Linked DNA regions of Mus musculus: region 2 is linked to region 1. Evidence: chromatin contacts called from ENCODE POLR2A ChIA-PET data. All regions are on one chromosome and are shown on one strand. Each heading gives the region's core, a stretch centred on a gene start or an enhancer-like site at or near the end of the contact. The rest is flanking DNA. Distances are from core to core; before and after follow the strand shown. Region 1 holds the start of Acd (adrenocortical dysplasia). Region 2 holds the start of Atp6v0d1 (ATPase, H+ transporting, lysosomal V0 subunit D1).

What was found. ChIA-PET counts read pairs that join two places held with the same protein, here RNA polymerase II (POLR2A).
Region 2: POLR2A ChIA-PET joins it to region 1 with 11 read pairs in Patski. The contact joins the promoter of Atp6v0d1 here to the promoter of Acd in region 1. POLR2A ChIA-PET finds 5 or more read pairs at or near these places in 2 of 5 experiments (Patski and embryonic stem cell).

Annotation. Positions count from the first base shown.
Region 1 is chr8:105,699,401-105,703,207 of GRCm38, forward strand. It overlaps Acd (adrenocortical dysplasia), which reads right to left and starts at 1,828. Exons shown (of 11, transcript NM_001012638.2): 1 at 1,520-1,828; 2 at 1,303-1,439; 3 at 1,047-1,140; 4 at 882-958; 5 at 604-648; 6 at 461-495; 7 at 179-330; 8 at 1-91. The coding sequence starts at 1,618. Pard6a (par-6 family cell polarity regulator alpha) reads left to right here and starts at 2,247. Exons shown (of 3, transcript NM_019695.3): 1 at 2,247-2,403; 2 at 2,774-2,996; 3 at 3,208-3,807. The coding sequence starts at 2,341.
Region 2 is chr8:105,563,851-105,567,657 of GRCm38, forward strand. It overlaps Atp6v0d1 (ATPase, H+ transporting, lysosomal V0 subunit D1), which reads right to left and starts at 2,214. Exons shown (of 8, transcript NM_013477.4): 1 at 1,933-2,214. The coding sequence starts at 2,062. Agrp (agouti related neuropeptide) reads right to left here. Exons shown (of 5, transcript NM_001271806.1): 2 at 3,756-3,807; 3 at 3,510-3,642; 4 at 3,270-3,352; 5 at 2,845-3,088. The coding sequence starts at 3,639. The coding sequence ends at 2,906. It overlaps Gm38250 (predicted gene, 38250), which reads left to right and starts at 2,330. Exons shown (of 4, transcript NR_168532.1): 1 at 2,330-2,424; 2 at 2,519-2,620.

The DNA of each region.
Region 1 (3,807 bases), core at 578-3,077:
CCTTCTGACTGGAGCCTGTAGAACTCAAAATCTGCTCCTCACCCTCAGGGATGTGCAGCAATGAGCCAGACACAGTGAACACAGCTTTTCCCTGCGGGACACGAGAGAGGGAGAGAGCTCAGCATGGCAGTTGCCTAACCCTCCCTCTGAAACCTCCCAGAAAAAGCCCAGCACTGACCAAGGCCTGGGAGCCAGAGGTGATCCAGTCGGTGAGGGGGGTGGTTGTACAAGGACCTTTCAGCACCAGGCAGCTCTTAGCTAGACACACTAGGGCTCCCCGATGATCCTGGTCCTCCCTCACCTCATCCAGAAGCTGGGACAGGGTTAGGCCTGGGGCCAGCATTTTAGCCGAAGGATTGAAGTTGCAACAAGAAGGAAGGGTAAGTGAGAGATTTCAGTGACTTACTGAGGAACCACAGAGGGAGTTAGGTAGGGTTACCGGGGAAACCCCTACCAGTACCTGCACTGGAAGAAGCAGACTCTGAGAGGTGGTCCCTAGAGAAACAGTGAAGACTTCTCAGGGACAGCTCTGATGCCAATCTACCCAGCTCTGCCACCCGTGACCATACCGCGCACAGCCTCAGGGCCCAACCCCAAACTTACTCAAGACACTCATTGAGTTTTCTCTGCACATCTGAATCCTGATTGCTGGGAGAAAGAGGAGGGTGGTAGGTGATCAGGGTTATTGATGCCCATCCCTCTCACCTGAAGATCTATGCCAAGTGCGCGTGAAGAGACAAAAGGTGGAAGCTTCATTTAACTGTTTTGTTTTGGGGAGAGGAATATGGAGAGATTTAGACTGAAGCCCTCAGGACTTCAGCCATGCGAAGCCTGTAGTCTGCCACTGAGCTACATCCCCTTCCCTTAAAGGGACCACTTACCAACCAGTCACCTGTATCCGGGGCTGCTCCGTGGGCAGCAGGTTAAAGCGATCCACCTGGAGGTAGAACTCCGCAGGCTGGAGGAGTTGGGGAGTGGTGTCTCAGGAGTGGTGACAAAGAGCTAGGTACAGTAACCAACCCGCCCAAGTGAGCCTTACCACTCACCGCATGGTCCTGAGCCACCTGAACGCGGAGCCCGCAGGCCTGCAGTAGCAGGAGCCGGCCCTCGGTCCCGCGGAATCCGAGCTCCTTCTCCTCCCTGCGGCGAGCACAGCCCTCATTGTCCAGAGCACAGGCACAAACCCCCATACGCCTGGGGAATGAGCTTTCCCCACTTCTCCAGTACCCGCCCACTTCAGGTTCAATGCCCCACTAGCCAGCTGGCCTCCCACCTTCCGCTGACAAGTAGCACTTCTCTTACCAGTCGGAGGTGTCGATGGCGTTGCGCGTCACCACGCATCGGACACTGTGGGTTCCGTCTGACACAAGTAACACGGCCCCGGTGTCAGGTGTGTCAGGGGCGGAAGAAGGGCCGGGAGTCTCCGAGTCCTGGAGTACCTAACACAACAGTAGTGGCTAGTGTCAATTCACTCCCGCCTTCTCTACCCGGGTCTCTGGGATCTGAGCGACCTGCTTACCTTGAGCAGCTGCCCGGTTCGTGGACTTGACAGTGTTTCTGAACCTAGGATCAGCTCTCGAATCCAGGGCTGTAGGGCCAGCAACCCTGAATCGGACATTAGCAGGGCGGCACCCTGGGCGACCCCCAGGAAAGGGTCTTCCCGCGAGCACCGCCGCTCCGCCTCTAGCGGGAGAGGAAGCACGTGACCGCCAGGCGGATCCTAAGTTTGAGACTCCGCCCCCCTCGCGGTTCTGCGCCTGCGCAAGCTCTTCCCGGGTCCTGCTGACTGACCTAGCTGCTGGCTGATGACAGTTTATTCTTACCGGGGCATCTCTCTGAGCCCGTGAGCTGTTCCTCAGTACAACTCTAGAGCCGGAAAGGAAAAGGCAAGGACTAGATTGGATGAGAGCGATCCAGGTTAGGAGGCTGCAGCAGAGAATGGGGCCTGAAGCCACTTTGGCTCTGTGTAAGACCTCCAGAATTTTCCTAAAATGTTGCCGTAGTTTCCTTTACAAAATGAAAATGACAGCACGGACAACTTAATAAATGTTTGTTCCCTCATTCTGCCTTCGGATTGGTCGAGTCCTTTTTGGGACGCTCGAACCATAGCGTAATGACGTAAGAACAGAGAAAGCCCTCTCTGCCTCCGTCTCCGTTTCCTAGGAAACGTAGACTCCACGTTTCTCGGTGTCGCGTCCCCCTTGACGTCATGGTTTGGGTGGGAGGGCGGGGCGAGTGCTACCGCCAGGGGCGGGGCGGCTCGGGCCAGCGGGCCGGGCTGTGCACCTGCGCCTCGGCGGGCTGCTGTGGGGCACTGTCCCCCGCCCGCCAGGCCCTGCAATGGCCAGGCCGCAGAGGACTCCGGCGCGCAGTCCCGATAGCATCGTCGAGGTGAAGAGCAAAGTAAGGGCTTCTCTGGTCTCGGCTCTAGCCACTGCGCTAGGGCTCCTAATTCCCTTTCTCTCCCTTATTAGTTCCTTGGCTCTCCATCACCTCTTTCTGTCCTCCATCCTCCGTCCTATTCTGCTTTTCTGTCTGCCTCCCCTCATCGCATCCTCCCTCCCACTACGGACTTCCAGAGTCCCTCTGTGGCCTGGGTATGTGGAGAGCAAGGGAAAGACCTTGGACAGTGTCCCTTGTACTGGAGCTGAGGTTTAAGCCTAAGGCTGCAGCTGTTCCAGCAACCTTTCCCTCTCCTGACAGCCTCAGTGCTGTGGTGAGAAAGGGGCTTGGGATGTCCTGACACTCCGTTCCCTTTCCCTCCCGCCTCCAGTTTGACGCCGAGTTCCGACGCTTTGCACTACCCCGCACTTCGGTGAGAGGCTTTCAGGAGTTCTCGCGATTGCTGTGTGTGGTACACCAGATCCCTGGCCTGGACGTCCTGCTTGGCTATACGGATGCTCACGGTGACTTGCTGCCCCTCACCAACGATGACAGTTTGCACCGGGCCCTGGCCAGCGGGCCCCCACCTCTGCGCCTCTTGGTTCAGAAACGGGGTGAGGATGGGGTACAGTGGGCAGCTTTCTTGGGTTAGGGTGATAGGACAGGTATATCAGGGTAGATCATACCCAGGGCCCCCAGGCTTTATGTTCTGTAGCCTCTGCCCTTGGTCTGACCTCCAAGTAGCAGGAAAACAGTTGACATTGTCCCTATCACAGGCCCAATTGGGAGAAGTCTCTAATCTTAGTCCCCCCCCCTCTCCTGCAGCAGAAGGTGACTCGAGTGGCCTGGCTTTTGCCTCCAACTCTCTACAAAGGCGCAAGAAAGGGCTCCTGCTACGACCAGTGGCACCTCTGCGCACCAGGCCACCCTTGTTAATCAGCTTGCCCCAAGATTTCCGCCAGGTGTCTTCAGTTATAGATGTGGACCTACTACCTGAGACCCACCGACGAGTGAGGCTGCACAAACATGGTTCAGACCGTCCCCTGGGCTTCTACATTCGAGATGGCATGAGTGTTCGCGTGGCTCCCCAGGGCCTGGAGCGGGTTCCAGGTATCTTCATCTCCCGCCTGGTACGTGGGGGCCTGGCTGAGAGTACAGGGCTGCTGGCGGTCAGTGATGAGATCCTTGAGGTCAACGGCATTGAGGTGGCCGGGAAGACCTTGGACCAAGTGACGGACATGATGGTCGCCAACAGCCACAACCTCATCGTCACTGTCAAGCCTGCCAACCAGCGTAATAATGTGGTACGGGGGGCATCTGGGCGTCTGACAGGGCCTTCCTCTGTAGGGCCTGGGCCTACTGATCCTGACAGTGACGATGACAGCAGTGACCTGGTCATTGAGAATCGCCACCCTCCCTGTTCTA
Region 2 (3,807 bases), core at 964-3,463, 140 kb before region 1:
AAATTCAACAGTGGAACTGGCAGCAGCTGGAGTAAGAAATGCCAGAAGCCAGAAAAGGCAACAGTGTCCACCCCTAGATTTATCCAAGTAAGGAGCTTCCTCAAAGAACAAAACTAAACACTAAATTCCTTGTAACAGGAAAAAAAAAATCTCCCAAGTCCCAGTTGATCCACAGAGCTCACACTGAGTGCCAAGCACAGTGTTAAGCCCCGCCCCAGGCAGCCAGGCAGCCTACTTCTCCTCTTCCCACAGTCACATCTAAACCTTTGGGGCTGGCTCCCACAGCCCAACATCTTGAACCTCTCCTTCCTTGCTTCCACTCATATGATAAAGGTGAACAATTTTTTCTTGCAGGTTAACATAAAAATCATAAAATCTACTACTGCTCTTTAACTTTAGTAAGTTTCCTATTTTAACATTATTTTTCACTTGACGGGACTAGTTTTCAAGGTAAACATTAACTGTATGAGCCCAACTTAACATCAGAAGTATTTGATAAGAAGTTTCTACATTGGGTGAATCACCCAGCCTCTTCCAGCTACAAGCCCCTTTCTTCAAAGGAATCCTTTAGGACTCAGAGATGGGAACTCATGTCTCTGTCCTTTACTACCATGTGCGTGGAGGGTCTAGAATTAGGGACATCTCTAGCTTAGTACATCTGCTACAGTTGAGCCATCTAACTTTAGATCAGTGGTTCTCAACCTTCCTAAAGCTGCAACCCTTTAAAACACCTTATGTTGTGGTGACCCCCAACTATAAAAATTATTTTCATTGCTGCTTCACAACTGTAATTTTGCTACTGTTGTTAACCATAAATATTTGTGGTTTTCAATGGTCTTAGGTGACCCTTATGACCGTCAAAGGGATGGTGACCCACAAGTTGGAAACTGTTGCTTTAGATTTATGTGTTAAGAAAGAGGAACTTGGGGGCTGGCGAGATGGCTCAACGGTTAAGAGAACCGATTGCTCTTCTGAAGGTCCTGAGTTCAAATCCCAGCAACTACATGGTGGCTCACAACCATCCGTAAAGAGATCTGATGCCCTCTTCTGGTGTATCTGAAGACAGGTACAGTGTACTTACATATAACAATAAATAAATCTTAAAAAAAAAAAAAAGGAAAAGAAAGAAAGAGGAACTTAGCTTTCTGTCACTCTTGTGTAAGAAACTGGTGCCCTGCCGGGCGTGGTGGTGTGCGCCTTTAATCCCAGCACTTGGCAGGTGAATTTCTGAGTTTGAGGCCAGCTTGGTCTACAGAGTGAGTTCCAAGACAGCCAGGGCTACACAGAGAAACCCTGTCTCGAAAAACCAAGAAAGAAAGAAAGAAACAAACAAACAAACTGGTGCCCCAACAGTGCTGGGGTGGGGTGTGAATGCAGGTTGGGGCCAAATACTTGTACGTGAATTTCTGATTTACAGAGCCACCTCTTGCTTTTCCAAACAGTCTTGAAGACTCTACACAGCCAGCGGTTCAGAGCTGGGAGGAACCTCTCGCTAAACTGGCTTAGCAATTCCCCAGGACGACCCAACCCTCAGACCAACACCACCAAGACACAACGATTCTAAAGCCCTTGGGGGAGGAGAGAAGCCTTTTCCATCTAACTTCCCTAGGCACTGCCACCCAACAGGCCTAGGGTTGGGCCAGGGGGAAGAAGCTTGGAGGCGCACTCGTCGCGCCGGCTAACCAATCCTCGGGGACCCGTCCTTCTAAATTATAGGACTAGCTCGACGAGGTTAGAGGCAACCCGAGCCCAGGTAAACCACTGCGGTTCTTGAAGGCTTGTTTACGTCTGGGCCCCCGCGCAGAGCCGCAGCTAGAGGCAGACTCCTTCCTGACATGCCCACCATCAATCAGCTCGCGGGTTCCCAGAGGCCTCGCGTGCCCTTCCCGGCTCAGGGAGGCCCCCCTCAGACAGCCCGGACCCGCGGCTCACCCTCGAGCGTCTCGCACTGCACCAGGTTGAGGTAGTCCGCCTGGCTGAGCACCCCGGCCTTCAGGCCGCGCACTAATCCCTCCAAGTAGCCATTGTCCACGTTGAAATAGAGCTCCGGGAAGAACGACATGGCTGCGGCGGGGGTGGGAGGCGGCAGGGGAGGCGGGGGGCGGCGGGACCAGAGAGCCCCGATCTGCCCGCACGCAACTAGACTCCCCGGATCAGCTGACGCGGCGGCCGCAGCGGGCTGTCAAGTGCGTCAGGTGACGCACCGCGTCTCACGTGACCGCAGTAGGGCCTGGCTCTTAAATGGCTCCAGTTTCCGGGCACCCTGGCACGCATGCGTTACTCTGGAGTGCCCGACCGGCTATAACTGCCCTCCCGGCGCCTGCGCACTAAGGAAAGGCGGCCCTGGAGCGCCTAGCGGAGAGCAAAGAAAGGTCGATGATGGAAATCGACCGCGTGGTGGTGCTAATACCCTCAGGATGCGAGGTGGGCCCTAAGTTGAGTTTTCCTGGGTTTGGCGCTTCTGTCTGGCTTCATTAGGGCCAGCCGGGTAAAGCTGAGCGGGTGTGCTATTCCTTAGGCTGTCGAGGCTGTCTCCTACCAGACAGAAACCGAGGTCCAAGGAAGAGGAGGGGAGAGTTTCGGAGCCAAATGGTTATCCTCCAACTAGACTTTACACCCGGTAAGCCGCACTGCGCCCGCTTTCCCGGCGTTTGTTGCACTAGTTCTCTAGGACCGGGGTGTGGCCTTCTGATTTCCCCAAGGGGCCTGGTGCCTTAAACTCGCCCATATATGTGGTTCAGATGATGGTGTAGCTTAGACCCCGAGGTTATGGTGTGTGTGGTTCCAGCATGACGACGCCCCGACAACCCTTCGACAGCCACGTTTGAAATAACCACAGCTTTAAGGTTAAACCGTCCCATCCTTTATTCTCATCCCCTGCCTTTGCCCAAACAACATCCATTGGCTAGGTGCGACTACAGAGGTTCGTGGCCGTACCCAGCTTGCGGCAGTAGCAAAAGGCATTGAAGAAGCGGCAGTAGCACGTAGCGCACGGGTCGCAGCAAGGTACCTGCTGTCCCAAGCAGGACTCGTGCAGCCTTACACAGCGACGCGGAGAACGAGACTCGCGGTTCTGTGGATCTAGCACCTGCATTCGTAGGGGAATAAGGTTCAGGAAACTCTCAAACCCCGACCCCAGTAGGGTGGCAGTGGACTGAGGTCAGGGAGGGGCTGCAGTTCTGCCCAGGTTGGGTAATCCGGAAGTGGGGAGAGATGATGGTATCTGATGCGCCCTACCTTCTACTTTATCCCTTTCCCTAATGAGTTACCTCCGCCAAAGCTTCTGCCTTCTGCAGCAGAACTTCTTCTGCTCGGTCTGCAGTTGTCTTCTTGAGGCCATTCAGACTTAGACCTGGGGCAGAAGATGTGAGGGCCACACCCACCATGCACCAAGTACCCACCTCCCTAGGTTGGGATTGGGATTGGGGAAGGAGGTCTAAGCCTGGGCGGGCAGGTCTGTGGCCAGCAATGGTCGTTGCCCCACATATCCCCAACCTGACCATACTCACCTGGGAACTCTGGGAACAGAGCCTGGTCAGGCCTTCTGATGCCCTTCAGTGGAGCCACGCCCATCTGGACCCCCAGTGTGGGAGGCAGTGCCAACAGCAGAACACAACTCAGCAACATTGCAGTCAGCATGGCCTGGCTCAGCAGGAAAACCCCCATTTAGTCTCTCCTCATCCTTAGGGTACCCTACCAGCGCTGAGAGAGATGCTCCCAGAAAGTCCCAATTCCTGTATAGTCTTTGTGCTTACCTTTGCTTGCTGATCTTTGCCTAGGGATGTCCTGGTCTCTTGTGCCCTGAGC